3 separate regions of the Homo sapiens genome follow, and regions 1 and 3 are each linked to region 2. A link is an interaction called in ENCODE POLR2A ChIA-PET data of the cell type or tissue named here. Cell type or tissue: MCF 10A. All regions are shown on one strand. Links, peaks and the distances in the headings refer to the core of each region. The heading gives the core; the rest is flanking DNA.

Region 1 (5,330 bases), core at 1-4,000, 69 kb before region 2:
TTTCTATTTCCCATTTTTACAGTAATATATTCTAGGGTTTTGGAGATTATTCTATCTAAAGATTAATTTTATTGTTTTCAATAGGACTTCTAACAGCCTCATGACCAATTTAAGTGTTTCGTAAGTTTAAGGTAGGTAAGACACAACGTCTATGATCCTCAGAAAGGTTCACCATTAAAAAACAAAAAAACGAATAAACACATCTCTACAGTCCCTCCTGACTCTCAAGCATGTGAAATTGGTACACTGCAACACAGCACAATGAATCTTCGCCGTTGCTTATCTGCTAAAGAACCAGGGGTACCTGGCGGGGCTCATGCCTGTAATCCCAGCACTTTGGGAGGTTGAGATGGGAGGACTGCTTGAGCCTCAAAGGTGGAGGTGGCAGTGTGCTGTGATCACACCGCTGCACTCCAGCTAGGGTGACAGAACGCAACCTGTCTAAAAAAGAAAAAAAGAAAAAGAACCAGAGGTCGTAATTCTGCCTTGGTTTCTTCATAGTATTAAAAAAGGAGATAGGCTGGGCCCAGTGGCTTATGCCTGTAATCCCAGCATTTTGGGAGGCCAAAGCAGGAGGATCATTTGAGCCTAGCCTGGGCAACATAGTAAGACCTTGTCTCTAAAAAAAAAAAAAAAAAAGAATGAAAAAAATTAGCCAGGTATGGTGTCACACACCTGTAGTCCCAGCTACTTGGGTGGCTAGGGTGGAAGGGTCGTTGGAGCCCAGGAGGTTGAGGCTGCAGTGAGTGGTGATCATGCCACTGCACTTCAGCCTGGGTGAAAAGGGCAAGACTCAAATAAATAAGGAGGTAATAAATTTCTTATAGTGGGATTGTAAAGATTAAACTGTGTACATTTGCTAAATTGGAAGAAAAAGGTGTTAGCCTGTATGTAAAAGCGAAAGCAACTCCATCTTGGGTGTTAAAGTGCCAGGCTGACTTCCGATTAACTCCAATTCCAGGAATGCCCCTAAGATTTCTACTTTATCTACTGTTCCTTGTGTTAAGAACATGTACTTACTGTAAATCCTGCCCTTAGGTCAAAACAATTTCGATGATTTTGTACTTAACATAAATCCTGCCCATAAGTAATTATCCTACACATGCCTTCTGAAGCACAGATACCCTTTCCCTATGGCATATAAGCCCTGGGTCTGGGGATATGACATCTTGTCTTGACGCCAGCAGCTGCCCAAGACACAGACCTGGCTTCTGTTCGTAGGTCCCTATTACATGTTTCCAAGACACTGGATTTGTCAGCCTCTTTCTTTGGCCTCTCAGCTTCTTCAGACTCTGGGGGTAGGTTTCCGTAGACCTGTCCGCTGCACATTATTATTTTAAATGTTTTTAGGCACTGTGTAAACCAAATAACACATGCCTGTCTGTGGGCTAACCAGAAGCTACCTAATCTAGTCCAATCACCCCATCAGAGACCACATGACCTGCCCTGACAGCATCCAGCTATATCTACAGAATCCAGACTAGATTCCATTTCCCCAATCCAGTTCTGAGTGTTCCTTCCACTCCAACTCTCCTGCTTTACCATTTAATGGTACATCAGAATTATCTGTTACTCTACACAATAAACCAGCTACCTGGACTGCTTCTTTTAACTCTCCCCAGAGAATGATTTTAACTAAAAATATTAACAAGTGATCCGAAAAAATGGGAAGAACATATTTGGGTTCTTCAAATAAAGTCATCAATAATGATAATAAGAACAAACCCAGAGAGGCCAGGTGTGGTGGCTCACACCTGTAATCCCAGCACTTTGGGAGGCGGAGGCAGGCGGATCACCTGAGGTCAGGAGTTCAAGACCAGCCTGGCCAACATGGTGAAACCCTGTCTCTACAAAAATACAAAAACTGGCCAGGCATAATGGCAAGTGCCTGTAATCCCAGCTACTTGGGAGGCTGAGGTGGGAGAATCGCTTGAACCCGGGAGGGAGAGGTTGCAGTTAGCTGAGATCGCACCACTATACTCCAGCCTGGATGACAGAGAGAGACTGTCTCAAAAAAAGAATAAACCCAGAGAATTCGTTTCTTACTTTTGGATATAATCATGAGAACTGCTCAAGTTTTGGAATACCAGCAGTCTTCATTTAATAGTAATCCCCAAAAGATATAAATGCTTATTACAGATTAATACCCATGCAAACTCTCTAAATACCTACATAATCATAACTTATCCTCTTAATAAATTTAAGGCAACACTAGTGACAAGTGTTCAATCTCATCAACAGTTTTTATTTTTATTTTTTTGAGACAGAGCCTCACTCTGTTGCCCAGGCTGGAGTGCAGTGTCACGATCTTGGCTCAATGCAACCTCTACCTCCCAGGTTCAAGTGATTCTCCTGCCTCAGCCTCCCAAGGAGCTGGGATTACAGGAGCATACCACAATGCCTGGCTAATTTTTCTATTTTTAGTAGATGGGGGTTAAGCCATGTTGGCCAGGCTGGTCTCAAACTTCTGACCTCAAATGATCCGCCCACCTCAGCCTCCCAAAGTGCTGGGATTACAGGCATGAGCCACAGCACCAGGCCCATTAAGGACATCTTAATGATTTTTGTCTTTCTATATCTACTTAGATCCAACACTAAGCAATACAATTCTCCTTTGAGCTAATCAAATATTTTCAATGCTGTCTGCACTATTTTTAGGTCTTTTTTTTTTTTTTTTTTTTTTTTTGGAGACAGAGTCTTACTGTCGCCCAGGCTGGAGTGCAGTGGTTCGATCTTGGCTCACTACCTCTACCTCCCAGGCTCAAGCAATTCTCGTGCCTCAGCCTCCCAAGCTGGGATTATGGGCAACTGCCACCATGCCTGGCTAATTTTTGTATTTTTAGTAGAGATGGGGTTTTACCATGGTTGATCTCGAACTCCTGGCCTGTCTGCACTATTTTCGTTAAACTGCTTATCATAAAGATAATAGACTGGAAGTGGTGGCTCACGCCTGTAATCTCAGCACTTTGGGAGGCTGAGGCAGGCAGATGGCTTAAGCTCAGGAGTTCGAGACCAGCCCGGGCAACGTGGCAAGACCCCATCTCCACCAATACAAAAAAATTAGCCAGGGGTGGTGCGGGCCTATAGTCCCAGCTACTCAGGAGGCTGGAATGGGAGGAGCCTGCTCAAGCAGTGGGAGGACTGCTAGAGCCCAGGAGGTGGAAGCTGCAGTGAGCTGAGATTGTGCCACTGCACTCCAGCCTGGGTAACAGAGCCAGACACTGTCCCCACCTCCCCACCCCCAAAATACATACATATATATATATATATATATATATATATATATATATATATATATATATAATGTATTTATATTCAATATATACTTCTGATTATCTAAACACTGGCAACACAACTCATGTTGGAAACAGTAAAACTGACAGGGACTTAAATTTTAAAAATCTAAATAGCCAATCCTAATTACTATATACAGTAAGTCCTTGAATAATGTGATGAGGGGAAAAAAAATTATTCCCAGCTGGGGCTAACTGTGTAGGAGTCTGCAAGTTCTCCCCATGTCTGTATGGGTTTTCTCCCAGTACTCTGGTTTCCTTCCACATCCCAAAGCTGTGCACGGTAGGTGAACTGGCATGCCTAAGTCCCAGTCTGGGTGAGTGTGGGTGTGTGAGTATGCCCTGTGATGGGAGGGGATCTTGTCCAGGGTTAGTTCCTGCCTTGCATCCTGGGCAGCCGGGATCAGCTCTGGCCACCCACCACCCTGAACTGGAATAAGGAGGCTGGAAAGGAATGAATATATTGTATATTACAATGAAATTATTGTAAAATAAAAGTCTGTAAAGCATATGATAATCATACAAATGCATGAAAATAAACAGCATAGTCCAAAAGTGGTGAGTTTACCATCTTTATTATTGTGTTGGAACTGAATGGAGGTAGGAGGTGCTTCTGACAATGTTCAAGTTGTAAACATTTATTCCTTGACTTAACTCACCACCACTAAAATTGCCATCACTCACTGATTCACCAAAAACTGGGTAATTACCTCGCTTTTATTCATCTTTCTTAAATGTATGTATACCTCAAATTTATCTCAATGTTTGATATCAGAAATGTTTTGGGTCTTTTTAGTTATGTTTCTGTAACCAGAATGTGCCACAGAAACCTAACTCTTCTTTATATTAACTAGTCTATGGTAAAACTTTTGTTATATGTCATTTCAACTGAAGTCATAGTTTCCAAGAACCCATTAACGACGTTAAATGCAGACTTACTGTATTCTGAAACAGGACATATTACTGGAATACCTCAAATGCCATACACATACAAATATTAATTTAAAATCCAGGAATACCTGGAAATTTTATTGGTTAAAAAAAAGGAACACAAGCCAGCTGCAGTGGCTCACACCTGCAATCCTAGCACTTTGGGAGGCCGAGGCAGGCAGATCACTTGAAGCCAGGAGTTTGAGACCTGCCTGGCCAAAATGGCGAAACGCCGTCTCTACTAAAAATACAAAAATTAGCCAAGCATGGAGGCACACGCCTGTAGTTCCAGCTACTCGGGAGACTGAGGCACGAGCATCGCTTGAACCTGGGAAGCGGAGGTTTGCAGTGAGCTGAGATCGCGCCACTGCACTCCGGCCTAGACAACAGATCAAGACTCTGTCTCCAAAAAAACAAAAACAAAAACCAACCCTACACGCTGTAGTCTTTTGTCACTTCTGCCTCAATATTAATAGTTTAATTCTGATTATGACAGTCTATAAATATTTTTTTTTACCTAAGAGTTCAATTCACTGTGTTAAAGATAAACCCCCAAAGAAATAATTTTTAATAAAAGAATTTATAACAAAAATTATGTCCCTGATAACATATAGCTTTATGTTTCAGTTATACCACGACCACACATTCATTTCCATGCCTTTAATTTTATTACGTATACCTTTGCAGGTATGATTCACTATTTATTGCCTACACAAACTTCTAGTAAAATTTCAATCAATCTTCCACAGCAGCCAGTTAGTAAACATCTCTCTTCTGCTTAGAAGCCTTCAGTTATTTCCCAATGTAATAAAATCTAAACTTTCAACAAGGCTTATAAAAACTTTTTTTTTTTTTTTTTTGAGACAGATCTCGCTCTGTCGCCCATGCTGGAGTGCAGTGGCGCGATCTCGGCTCACTGCAAGCTCCGCCTCCCGGGTTCACGCCATTCTCCCGTCTCAGCCTCTCGAGTAGCTGGGGCTACAGGCGCCTGCCACCACACCACGCCCAGCTAATTTTTTTTTTTTTTTGTATTTTTAGTAGAGATGGGGTTTCACCATGTTAGCCAGGATGGTCTCGATCTCCTGACCTCGTGATCCACCATCTCTG
Region 2 (4,000 bases), core at 1-4,000:
TGCTCCCAGTTCCAGAATAATCCTCTCTTGCCACTTCTGCAGCATGTCAGAGGAAGGAGGCAGAGGTCAGGGTTGGAGAGTCACCTGCCAGAGGAAGTAGATCGCCAGGATGATCTGCAGGGGTGCTGACCACAGCAGATTGAGGAAGGGGGCAAGGTCCATGAAGCGCTGGGCATCCACTGACATGAGGTTGACAATTTCCCCCACAGTGGACGCACGTTTGACTGAGTTGGTGATAACCAGAGCCTGCAGGTAGACAGTAGTGGGTGGACTTGGCTGCGAGCCTCTTGCAAGCTGCCCAGGGCCAGCCTTTCCCCTGGGCCCTGCTCCAGCTGACCTTCCTGTAGATGACACCCATGATCCCAGTACGAAACTTCACCCCAGTCACAAAGATGTAGTGGTAATAGTGTTGTAAGATCAGCGACTGCATCATGGAGCACAGGAACATCAGCCCAGCCACCAGGAAGCCCCACCAGGAGGGGGCCATGGGGTTGGAGATAAACCTGATCAGGATGCTGTGGGGAGGAGAGAGGAGTGAGGTGGGCAGTGCTGCCCCCATGGCTGCTCCCTCCTCTGCTGCCCTTTGCTTTTACCCGCAGTCTCCACTGCACCCCTGGCCTCTGAAACCTCCACCCCCTCCAACCTCTTGGGCCAGGGAGGGTCAACCCAGTACTGCCTCAAGACCACGACCTCCTGGCTCCACTCTGCCTTCACCTCGTTCTCTATCCACCATGGACCCTGCTGCACGCCCTATCGATGACGCTCTCACCACCAGCCTCACCTGCCTGCCTTCTTACCTCCTGACATATGGCGGGAAGAAATGCCACGTTTCCATTGACTGGACTTCCCTGCTCCTTCTCCTAGGCTGCTGGGGGCTCTAGATTCCGCCACATGACCACAAAGACTCTTGCCGCTCAAATCCACCTTTCCAAACTCAGTGGCCCCCAGCACTGCCTAGCAACCTTCTCTAGGTCCCTAATCCGCCCCCGCTCTTGGGGCCTTCTTCACCTCTCTTCTCTTCCCTTCAGGCCCATCCCAGCCCCCCACCCCTCTCAGCAGCTACCTGCCTTCTTGCTTAGCCACCCATTGAGAACTCCCTGCCACCCACAAACTCCTTGCCACTCACAAACTGCCCTCCAGTGGCTTGTCCTCCTTTTTCTGGTGCTCAGGCTGTCGGAGGCTGCCCCTGCCCCCGAGCCCTGGCCTTCCTCTGCCTCCTCAGGAACTTGCTGCGCTGTTGCCCCCTTTGCCGCTGAGCTTCACCCTGGCCACCTCTGCTGGAAGCTCTACACCTTCACCTATTGACATGACCGAGTCTCTTCATTGTTGGGACACTCTCCTCTCGACTACATGGAGCCCTCCAGCCATAATCATAGCCAGGCCTCCCCTTCTGTGATAGCTTAAGTTGTGTCTCCCAGAAAGATATGTTCAGCTCCCAACACCTGGTACCTGTGAACGTGGCCTCATTTGGTGAGGTCATATTGGAGTAGGGTGGGCCCCAGTGGCCCCAGCCCAGTGACTGGTGTCTCTCTCTCTCTTTTTTTTTTTTTTTTTTTTTGAGACAGGGTCTCTCTCTGTCACCTAGACTGGAGTGCGGTGGTGCCATCACAGCTCACGGCAGCCTCAACCTCTCAGGCTCAGGCAGTCTTCCCACCTCAGCCTCTTGAGTAGCTAGGACTCTAGGCGTATGCCACCAGGCCTGGCTAATATCTTAACTTTTTTGTAGAGACAGGGTCTTGCTATGTTGCTCAGGCTGGTCTCAAACTCTTGGGCTCGAGAGTTTGACTTCCAGCTAGCTGGGAATCTCCCCTTGGAGGACCCACCAGCACCACTGGCCCCACATGACCAGACTCCATCCACCACCTTGCCCCCCACCCAGCCTCCTCCTCCCACCGAGCCCATCAGCTCAGCAAAAGATCCATCGTCCTCCAGTTACCCAGGCCAGCACCCAGGTTGCCTGGCACTCCTCTGTCTCTCTGGCGCACACGCCCATCTCCCAAATTGCTCCTGAATACTTGTCTCATTCCTGGCCTGGACTCCATCTGACCGGGTTGGCCCACTTCCATCCAGCCACCCTGCCCTACATCCCCCACACTCCTGGCAGGAGATCCTTGAAGCCAGATGCCCCTCCCTGGCTCAGATCTTTCAAGGATATCCTTAGCTCTCCCTCTCTCTGTTTTCCTGCCCCTCCCTCTCGTTGCCATTTCCTCTGCCACTCAGAAACACCTGAGTCATGCTGTTTCAGGGCTTTGTGACTAAGCTGAGGCTGAACTTTCCCCTGTTTCTTCACCTACTTGTCTCTCCAAATTCGTTGACCTCCCAAGCCAGTGGGTGCTTCCTGCTGCATCCCAGGCTGGCTTCTTTGCCCCTCCCGGGGTTTTCCAGACACCCGAGAACACTTCTGCCCCCACTGAATTCTAATTGATTTACACGCTGGTTTCTCCCATAAGACATCAAGACCCTGTCTTATTGAACTCTGTATCCCTAGTATCGAGCACCATTCTGGTACCCTGGAGGTTCAATAAATGTTTGCTGAACAAATTAATGCATGCACGGAGGGGCAAGGAGGTGGGGACTTAGCTACTAGGCAGCTCTCCTTCCCACCCTCTCATTTGAGAGCTCGTTCTAGTCCAAGCCATTCCTGAGACAGATGTTAGAGCCTGATGGTGGGGACAGAGCACCTCAGTCGGAGCTCAGAGTCCTGGACTCAGACCTGATTCCTTCTTTGCTGTGTGCCCTTGGCCAAGTCACTTCACCTCTCTGAGTTCCTGCTTTCTCATCTGTGACATGGGAATGGGGCAATTCCGCATAGGATTGTTGGGAAGATTTAAAGACCCAATGCTTGTTAACGTACACACCACGGTGCCCGGCACATAGTATATGCACAGCAATTCTAAGTTGAATGTGAGTGAGGAAACAAGTCAGGCAATGCCACTTGCCAAAGGTCACACAGAAAGTGGAGCTAGCCTCCCTGGTTCCTGGTCTGGGGTTCTTTTCACTGTACGTTGTTCCTTCCTCTGGGCTAGCCAGCCAGCCCTGCTGCCCAGGGCAGGGCTATAGTGAGCCGGAGTGTGGAGAGACCTGAGCAGCTGTGGATTGATGAAGGAGAGCAGGTCCTGGATAAGCTTGAAGCAGGCACTGATGAGGAAGCTGGAGCCGAAGGTGGCCAGCAGGGCCTTCAGGAAGGAGGGCTTCCGGGGCCTGGGCCGGGCACCCAGCAGCACCTCGTCCTCGCCGGAGGCATTTTTCCCAGGTGCTGCTGAAGCCTTGTGTCTGGTCCAGGGAGGAAGGAGCAGTGGGTTAGGAATGGGGACAGGGGCTCCAGGAAGCCAAGGGCTAGGCTGGGCTGGCTAGGAGTGAGGAGGAGGAAGGAGCTGTTTTCTTGGCTCTCAGAGCTGGGAGGGGAACAGACAGCATAAGAATTGCACAAGCGACTCTGTCCTCAGCTGCCAGAGGGCATCTGAAGGGGTGGCCAGACTGCTACCACAAGGACTCTAAAACCCAGCTATCCCCCCAGTCTGGCCCTCTCCCCGCCTCCCCAGTGCTGGCTCCAGGGAGGACGCCAAGAGGGAAGGTAGATAAGATCAAGGATGGCTGTTGGTACAGCCACCGGGCAGCTGAACAGGGAGGGGGTGGAGTGGCATGGAGGGACTGAGAGGGGGTGCAGCAGGCAGACTGGGGGCCCATAGGTCTTCGTGGAGGCTCCAAGCCATGAAAGCCAGGATACTGCTAACCATGCCCAGCCCCAGGCTCCTCCAACAGCTGGTGACAACCGGAAGCTCCGGGCTGAGCAAACATTGAACTCCTAGGCCTGGATTGTGGATGGGAGGAGGGAGGGTTCAATCCTGGGGTCAGAATTGGGTGGAGAAAGATGATGCTCAGCGTCAGCTCTCTTGGTGAGGCAGTTGGCCAGAGACAGGTTTGTGGTCCTTGATAAGAGGCTGACAGTGGGAAGACCCCTCAGGGGAAGATCATCTCATTCAGCCGCCGCCTCCAGACA
Region 3 (8,464 bases), core at 2,485-6,484, 93 kb after region 2:
CAGAGCAGTGCTGGAGGCCTCATGGAGAATGACTTGCCCAAGGTCCCAATAGCAGTTAAGTCCCGCCTTGACCTTGGATTTCCTCCTGACTCTGCATCTGGTGTCCCTCCTACTATATGATGGATGCCCTCTCTACAGGACTTGTCCTGAGAGCTAAAAACTTCAGACAGAGCAAACTATCCCCTCTCTGGACTGCCCCCACAGGTGTCCCCAGGATCGCCCATCCCCACGGGGATCTGAGGAGTCACTCACGATGATGAGGAGGATGAAGTAGATGAAATTGTAGAAGGAATGAGCATCCATCACAAAGTACATGATGTCGACCCAGCCCTCCAGCGTGATGACCTAGGGGGTGCAGAGGGGCAGGCTGACTATGGGCCCACCAAATCCTCCTTCAGTCTCCTCCAGAGGCCTTGACCCCCACCCCAACCCTGAGAGCGACCACTCCGATCCTGGGCTGTGTCCTGGGGCTGGTGTTCTGGGGAAGCTCCCGGGGCCCAGGCTGCCCCACCTGGAAGATGGCGATCCAGGCATAGCCAATGTTGTCAAAGTTGATGGCGCCCTTGAAGGGGTTGTGCTCCCCCGCTGAGCAGTTGGTGTAGTACTGGTTCCAGTTGACACAGGTGGTGTTGCTGGAGCTGTTGTAGGCCTCATAGTCCAGACCGCAAGGTGGGCCACCGCCCCCGTCCCCGCGCAGCGTGGGCACGCTTCTGCAGGACCGCATGCCGTTCTCGCGTGGCTGGGAGCAGATGAAGGGGCTCTCATCCTCGTTCTCTGTCTGGTAATAGCGCTCCAGGTCCACGCTCAGGGGGCTGCAGGATGGGAAGGGGAACAGGGGTGAGACTGGGGAGTGGGCTCTCCAGGGAGAGGGCCCAGGAAGGGAGAGATGGCACGAGTGCTCGAGGCATATAGGGTGAGCAGGGCAGAACCAAGAATGGGGAAGGGACTGGGCAGGGCAGGGATTTGTGGGCACCAGGAGCATGAGGCCTGAGTGGGGAAACTCCAGACTCAGGATGTTGGAAGGTCACATCCTGGAATAGTGATTTTCAAATTTCACTGCAAGTTAGGATCACTGGAGGGGTTGAAAAAATCCTTACATCCAAGCTGAGCCCCAGAGCAATGAAATCAGAATCTCTGGAGGTGGCACCCAGGCATCAGTACTTTTTAAAACTCCCCAGGTGGTTCCAATGGGTAGCCAAGTTTGAGAACCAGATATGTCTCAGATGTTAGAACAGATATGTCAGTAGCAACCGGAAGTGAGGAACTTGGGGGGGTGCCCAGCCCCATAACCACTCCCAGGTCCTCCCTGGACCCTGTCCACCACTCACAGGCTGAAATTCTCAGGTAGGAAGCATCGGTTCCGAAGCAGCCCTGCCCACAGCTGGACGCCGACGATGCCGAAGATGAAGAAGACGAAGAAGCAGAGCAGCAGGACGTTGCCCAGCATGGGCAGCGTATCCAGCAGCAACGTGACAAGGATGCGCATGCCTGTGGGGGCAGAAGCCACGCTGGGGACACCAGGCTGGCCGGGCTAGGCTGACTGCCACGGCCCGGCAGCACTCCCGGAGGGGCCCCACCAGGGACTCTGAGGCTGAGACGGCCCGGCTCAAGCTGGAGGGGAGACCAACAGACACCTCTGACTCCCCAGATAGCCTCTGCAGCCCCTTGCCCCGACCCACTTCCCCTTGTGGCTTGCCCACGGTAATCTGCACAGTACCACCAACAGTGAGCTGGGGAAACTGTGGCCCCTCCTAACTCTCCCAACATCATCACATGTGGATAATATCACTCCCAATTCACAGATGAGAAGTCTGAGGCTTGGAGAAATGACTTGACTCACCCAGTATCACACAGCTGCTAAGTGTAGGTGCCGGAACTCGAACCCAGGCTTTGGCTTCCGAATCCCTCTCCAACACACACCCACACCCGCACACATTCACACGCACACTCCCTACCTACTTCCTTCTCTCAACAGGCACAGTCACTTGACCTTTCTAAGTTATCACCACCAGAGTCATTAGGGAAACTGAGGCAGCGAACTCCAGGAGGAATGACAGCAGGCAGGAATCTCATTTTGAGAGCCAGCTCCTAGGCAGGGGCCAAGATGCCCTGTGCTTCACTATGGCTCTGAGCCCTGCTTCCCTGAAACTATTCCCTGCTTGGTCCAGATCCCCAAATCAGGACCTGAAGAGATACAATACTGTCTTCTCAGAAGTCCATCAATTTACAACCCCCTCCATAGGGAAAGCCACTGAAACCCCCTCCTCAAAAGCCCTGTTAGGGTTACTTCCCTCTCTCCGTACTCCAGGTCTAGAACCCAACCGGCCCAAATGGTCTGAACCAGCCCCCAGTCCGCCAAGCCCTCGTCAAGCAGACAGATCTCTAATGGCTGGCTTCACCCCCAAAGTGCCATCTATGGCCCCCTGGCCCCTCCAGGGCAAAAGCTGCTAAGCAGCAGCTAATTAACCCTCTTGGTGACTGCAGCGCCCAGCCTCGCCCCTGCCAGCCCAGTTTTCTCACTCAGTCTCCCTCCCCCTCCTCCTACCCCATCCCCCTTCAGCTTCTCTGTGCTCCAACTGAGATCAATTCCTCAGGGTTTGCATTAAGGGAATTACACCGGTGGTTAGACAGAGGCCTATAAATCTGCCAGCCATCACCTGGGGCGGGAGAGGAGGCGAGGCATGCCCCTCTTCTGGAGCTCCTGTTAACACCAACACACCCCGAGCCCCAGAGGACACATTCAACAGCTCTGCCCTCCCAGGGGCAGCAGCAACATCACACACACACACACACACACACACACACACAGAGCGCAGGGGGCTGCTGCTACATCAGGTACACAAACAGGCACTGAGCCCCAGAAACATGCATTCCTCGCCAACCACCCCACTCCTAGGACCACAGCAGGGACCATCTGCAGCTTGTGTAGGTTGGGGAGTTGCAAAGGGGGCCTGAGCAAAGGGAGGGGGCAGTATGTAGGGAGAACTAGAGCTGCCAAAGCCTCGCTGGCTCCAGAAACCAATGCAGTTTAATTTAGATAATGGGCCCGGCAGTTACTGCAATGGGTTGGAAGGGGGCGGGAAGGAGGAAGGGGACAGAGGCGGAGGGTGAGACATGGAGTGGCCTTGTCTTGAGAGAAGTCACGTTCAGCGTGGCCAGCGTGTCTCACCAGCAAGAACCAGATTGCATGAGAGGCTGTTCTGGCTAGAAAAGGCCATTAGCACTTTGCGTCCACTCCTTGCCTGTCAGCCTCTCCAGTCCCCACACCCCTATCCTCCTGGGGGGAGTGGTCATCTAGCTGAAGGAAGAGGGTCATCTGAGATGTTTCTGAGACTCTGACCTAAAGCCAGGCTAAAATGAGGTGGGGTTTTCCCAGGTAACTCCCATAGTGCCACATTCAGGAGTTCCATTTTGTTCCAGCAATCCCAGCTCCCCACTGAGCCCTTCTCTGACGGGGCCTGTGAGGGGTCAGGTGAGGACACAGTAGTAGAGGTGGGGTCTGAGAGTTCCACATTTCCTCCTGGGGCTCTCTTCAGGGGCTGAGGGCTGAGGGGTCACTCACTGGGCACCCGGTTAATGGCCCTGAGCGGTCGCAGCACACGGACTGTCCTGACAGCTGAGAAGCTGACGTTCTGCAGGTCCAGCGAGTACTCCAGCATCCTGCAGGGAGGGGCCCAAAGGGAGGCCCTTTGAGTCTGAGGCCACAGTGGGGTCAAAAGAGGTCAATGAGGAATCCTGCTTTAGGGGCAGCAGGATGACCTCTGACTCCTTCTTCTTCTTCACCAAGGGACCCTGAAGATCCGGCTCTCTGTCTGGGGGGCAAGGCTACCCCGAGACAAGGACAGATTGCCCATCAGAGAAGGGGGCAGAATTAGGAATAGGGCCTTGGAATTTAGAATATAGGCTACAGTGCTAGAGGCAGGGCAGCCTCAGACCCTCAGGAGATAGCCAGGGAGAAAGTGGTGCTGTAACTGGGCTGGAGCTGAGAGGTCACAGGCCCAGAACCCTGGCCCCGGGGAAGGGACCGATCTGATCCATTGCTCTCCCACCCCAGCCCAGGTCCTCACCCTGCGATGACGATGAAAAAGTCAAGCCGGTTCCAAGTGTCTCCCAGGTAACACTTTTTCCCAAAGATGCCCAAGGCCACCATCTTCACCACCATCTCCACGGCAAAGAAGGCAAAGATGAAGTCATCAAAGGCCTGATGTGGGGACAAGAGGTGGCTGAAACTGAGACGTGGGTGAGGGAATACCCTCTAGTCCCACCCTAGTCCCCACCAGTTGGGTCAGGGCCTCTTGCAGAGGAGTAGAGGGTATTAAGATTAAGAGGGGCCAACCCCCAACACACACAACACACACACACACACACACACACACACACTCACCTGCAGGATCCGGCAGCGCTGGGAGTCACAGGCGATGTCCTCGCATGGCCGGAACATGCCCAGGGTCACGCAGTTGAGAAGGATGACCAACATGCTGATGCGCTCAAACCAGGTACTGGCAGTCAAGGAAACAGCTGGCCAAGGCTGGAGCTGAGGCCGGCCCCCCGACCCCGCCCTAACACCTCCTCCTCGTTTACCTCCTGGCTCCATCTGAGGCTAAGCAGGTGTGGTGCCAGGGCCCTGACATACACGCAGACCAGCCCCCAGCCCCAGACTCCTCATCAGAGAAGGGGAGTCCCACCTTGGTCATCTCACCTCTCTGGACCCAGCTTCCTCATCTGTAAAGGAAGACAAGCCACAAATACCCTGACTATTTGCACAAGCCATTTGGGGAATAAATCGATCATGCCTGTGGAAATGCCAGACACCATGAGTTTGCTGCAGAATCTGAATCCTATTCTCCCTACCTCACAGGGTAGATGTGAGAAGCAAATGAGATACTGTATGTGAATGTGTTATACAAACCTAAAGTCGGATTATGCCTGCCTTACAGTTTACCAAGCACTTTCACACAATGCCACAGTTGATGCTCACAACAGCCCTGTGAAATATCTGGGGTAGATCATTTTCTTCCCCAGAACTCGAGGAAGTTGAGGCCCAGAAATGCCGAAGTCATGTGCTGAAGGTCACCCGAGAAGGCAGGATGAGACGGTGGTTTCCAAGCTCCTGATCTATGATAGTTTCCTCTGCACACCATAGCTGCTCAGGCAGGCAGAACTGCCTGTCATGACCGCCCTGGCACTAGGTGTAAGGCAGACGTCCACAGCTGCAGTCCCCGCTGCTACAGCACCAGAGCCCGGGGCTCCCTCTTCCACCACCAGCCTCCCAACCTCTCAACACCCTCAAATGACCACTAGGCATATTCACACATTTAAATATTGAGGACCCATTATGTGTCAGGCACCATGCTGGGCATAGCTCCCAAGCCGTGCAGAGTGGACAATGTCTACCCCCTCCCCCAAGAGGCCATTGCCGCCATCACACCTGCTTGTGGCTTCCAGCCCAGACCAGCCAAAACAGCAAGCAGGAGAGAGGGGTTCTTTCTAAACCCTGGGTCTTTCCATACAGTGGATTCTATGGGGTGACTCATTTCCAGCCCATCAGCAGGAGAATGTACAAAACGGCCTCCGGACCTTAGAAGGTTCCAGGCACTGGACTCACGGTTAAATGACCAAGTATCCTATTTTCTTTAAGGAAAATATGAGAAGGGTGGGGAAGAGTAAAGAGGCTAGAAAAGATCAGAGAGCAGGAGATTGGGGAAAGGAGACCAGAGACCCCCTGGGGAATGGGGATGGGGGAGGTATTGTGGCAGCTCCTGGCATGACCCACCAAGCCAGACTCTGTAGGGCCCAGAGCAGGTGGAATCTTGCTTCTGGAATGAGAAGGCTTTGGCCAGGCATGAAGAGGCCAGCAGGAATGTTCAGGAACCTATGGACCTTCCTCCCAGCTGGTCCCAGCCATAGCCCATCTCTGTTCTGACTCCCAAGCCACATGCCCTCCCCCATAGCCCATGAATCCCTCAAACCCCTGACAGCCCTCCCCTGTCTCTTCTCCACCACCCAGGCCCTTCTCCCCTAGACTCACATGCCTGCTCGCCACCTGTCCGTGGTACCCCGAGAGTCCTAATGCACTGCAGTTTCCCTAACCCCCACCCCCTCACAAGAATAAGAGGGTTTAAGAAAAAAGTTCTAGGTTTTTGGGGGTAGGCAGATGACAGGGAGGAAATAAAAAGTGCTCTGTTTCCACGGAATTGTTTTTCTGAGTAGAGCCGGAGTGCAGTGGATCTCTCCCCAGAATGGGGGTCAGCCAGGGGTCACCCTGGAAAAAGGGGGACAGGAAGGGAGCCATCATTTGGAAAGGGAAAGACACAGTTACCCTCAAGAACTGGTCTGCTTTCCCCATGCAGGTCCCCTCCTCTCCTCTGCAGGGAAAGGGGGGTCTGGAAGGAGCCCCAGTGAGTGAATGTCTCTGTGTGGAGGCAGTAGATCTCTGAGGAAGAGGGGCTCCCAGGACATCTGCTTGGACCCCTCTAATGGCAGAGTTCCACCGTGTTAGTAATCTGTGCACTTGTCGACCTCCCCTGCTGAGCTGGGGCTCCTGACAGGCAGGGGCATTCTGATACGTCTTTAGATCCCCTACGGAGCTTGCTGTAGTGCCTGGCACGGAGCAGATGATCAATACCTGGGAAGACTGAATGAATGAATGAACGAATCAACCAATCAATAAGTCTCCCTGCCTAGAAGCCAGATGTGTGTCCCCATTCAGGTCTTCCTGCCTTGTTTCCCTTGACAGAGGTGAACTGCTTATAACTGGGGGAAGGTACAGAAGTGACCTCACAGAGGAGTTGCCCCTCTTTCTGTCCCCACCTTACCCAGGCTCAGACTGGAGGCCTCTTACAGGCAAAGCCTGCCCCCGAATAACCTCATGCACAGCTCTTGATCATGTCAGCCCCTTCTTAAGGGTCCCTTGGCAATTCAGCCTACTTCCAAGTAACATCCTGCCCACCCTGTACAGCTCTCCTTCCACGACACGTAAGCATAAACGGACAGGGAAGAGACCAAGGCACACGACAATTTGGGACACTCTGAATAGAGGAATAATTGATGGGGGGGGGGTCTTTCACCCTTCTCAGAGTAGGGCTTGTTTCCTTGGGAACATGGCAGTATGTCACTGTGTGATGTTCTTCTGTTGCCATAACGACAGGAGGATGTGTCACCAGGTGGTGTGGATTTGTTGTCATGGTAATTAAAAAGACCCCTCTCACATGATCTCCCCTGACTGAGGCTGTTGTCTTGTCCTTATGCAGGGGAGGAGAATCAGGGAGACCCACAGGTTATCAGGTTGGGGGAAAACCATGTGACAGATCCCCATGGTAACCAAGGGAACGGGGGACACTGGTTGCCATAGTGACTATGAGAGACCTGTGCAGTCACATGTCTACTGTTGCTATGGTGACTGTCCGGGCTGGAGTGGATCCCAAAGAGGGGGTAGGAGAGGGGAGGATCTTTCTTCTCCCCACAACCCACCATCAAAAGCAGAGAAAAAGGAAACGGCAGAGAGAGGAACCCCACTTCCATCCCTCCTCCTTTCCTCCCTCCTGGGAGAGAGAACTAGAGCATGTTATCTCCACAAATGAGTCCTCTGTGTGGGGCTTTATCTAGATAGAGCCCTTGCTTAGCCTGGCAGCCGCAAGGGTGAGGAAAGTAGGGAGAGGAGGGGGGTGGCTGGGACACCTCTAGGGGCACAGGGGCTCTGGGCATGGGCTGAGAAGGCAAGCAGGCCCTCCAGCGGCCCCATTCCCACCTAGGAGCCTGGAAATGTGAGACTAAGGAACGTTGAGGAGAAAATGGGCCTGGACCCAGGAGTCCTGGCCTTCTAGTAAATGAGGAGGTAGGGGGATAGGTCCTTGCCTCACCCATCCCACAGAGAGGCTCCTGGTGTCTATCGGATTCGGCAACCCCTAGGGTAACATGGGATGTAGGGGCTCCGCCCTGCTCCAAAGCTCAAAGGGGGATTCCCCCAGCAGAACCCCCCGCCCCACCCCACAAGCCTATTTCCCTGTGGTTCCCCCCTCACCACGCTTCAGTGCGTGGGTGTAGGGGGAGAGAGGCTTCCAGCTGAATTGAAAACTGAAGCTCACAGAAAGGCAGCCGGCTCCACCCAGAGACAGAGACATGAGACACAGAGACACAAGAGAGACGGCCCGCTGGAATCTTTGGAAGGGGAAATAGGCCAGAAATCTGATTCAAACGTCTGTGACTCTGTGTGTGTGTGTGCGCGTGTGTGTGTGCGCGCGCGTGCGCATGTCTGCGTGTGAGCAGTTGTGTCTGTCGCCATCCTGGCTGAGGCAGGCAGGGCGGGGTGAGTGCTGGGCGGGAGCAGGCGAGGGTGGGGGGGGCTGTGTGGTGGGGGTAATCCCAGGAATGGCTCCAACTGGCACTACGGGTGATGGGGAGTCCCCCAGCAGAGCGGTGGAGCAGAGCGGGTGGGAAGGAATGTGTGTGTGACCCAGAAGGAAAG

The links. Peaks named below come from ENCODE experiments on the same cell type or tissue, not always from the same donor. Only the 100,000 strongest peaks of a DNase experiment are listed, where the experiment ranks them.
Region 1: POLR2A ChIA-PET joins it to region 2 with 5 read pairs; 4 of 35 experiments call an interaction of 5 or more read pairs at or near these places.
Region 3: POLR2A ChIA-PET joins it to region 2 with 5 read pairs; 5 of 35 experiments call an interaction of 5 or more read pairs at or near these places.

The regions. Positions count from the first base shown.
Region 1 is chr17:50,727,870-50,733,199 of GRCh38, reverse strand. The region is part of intron 1 of LUC7L3 (LUC7 like 3 pre-mRNA splicing factor); the gene reads right to left. Among named protein-coding and RNA genes, the nearest start is that of LUC7L3, 11 kb to the right of the region's middle. In MCF 10A, for the core only: no CTCF peak of the experiment used is centred there; no DNase peak of the experiment used is centred there.
Region 2 is chr17:50,660,196-50,664,195 of GRCh38, reverse strand. ABCC3 (ATP binding cassette subfamily C member 3) reads right to left here. Exons shown (of 31, transcript NM_003786.4): 8 at 3,082-3,273; 9 at 338-515; 10 at 85-246. Among named protein-coding and RNA genes, the nearest start is that of ABCC3, 27 kb to the right of the region's middle. RefSeq lists enhancers at 1,167-2,148, 1,811-3,010. In MCF 10A, for the core only: no CTCF peak of the experiment used is centred there; DNase peaks (open chromatin) are centred at 2,175, 3,425 and 3,755.
Region 3 is chr17:50,564,902-50,573,365 of GRCh38, reverse strand. CACNA1G (calcium voltage-gated channel subunit alpha1 G) reads right to left here. Exons shown (of 38, transcript NM_018896.5): 2 at 4,385-4,496; 3 at 4,068-4,201; 4 at 3,563-3,660; 5 at 1,329-1,488; 6 at 512-812; 7 at 253-345. Among named protein-coding and RNA genes, the nearest start is that of CACNA1G-AS1, 7.0 kb to the right of the region's middle. RefSeq lists an enhancer at 3,127-4,113. In MCF 10A, for the core only: no CTCF peak of the experiment used is centred there; no DNase peak of the experiment used is centred there.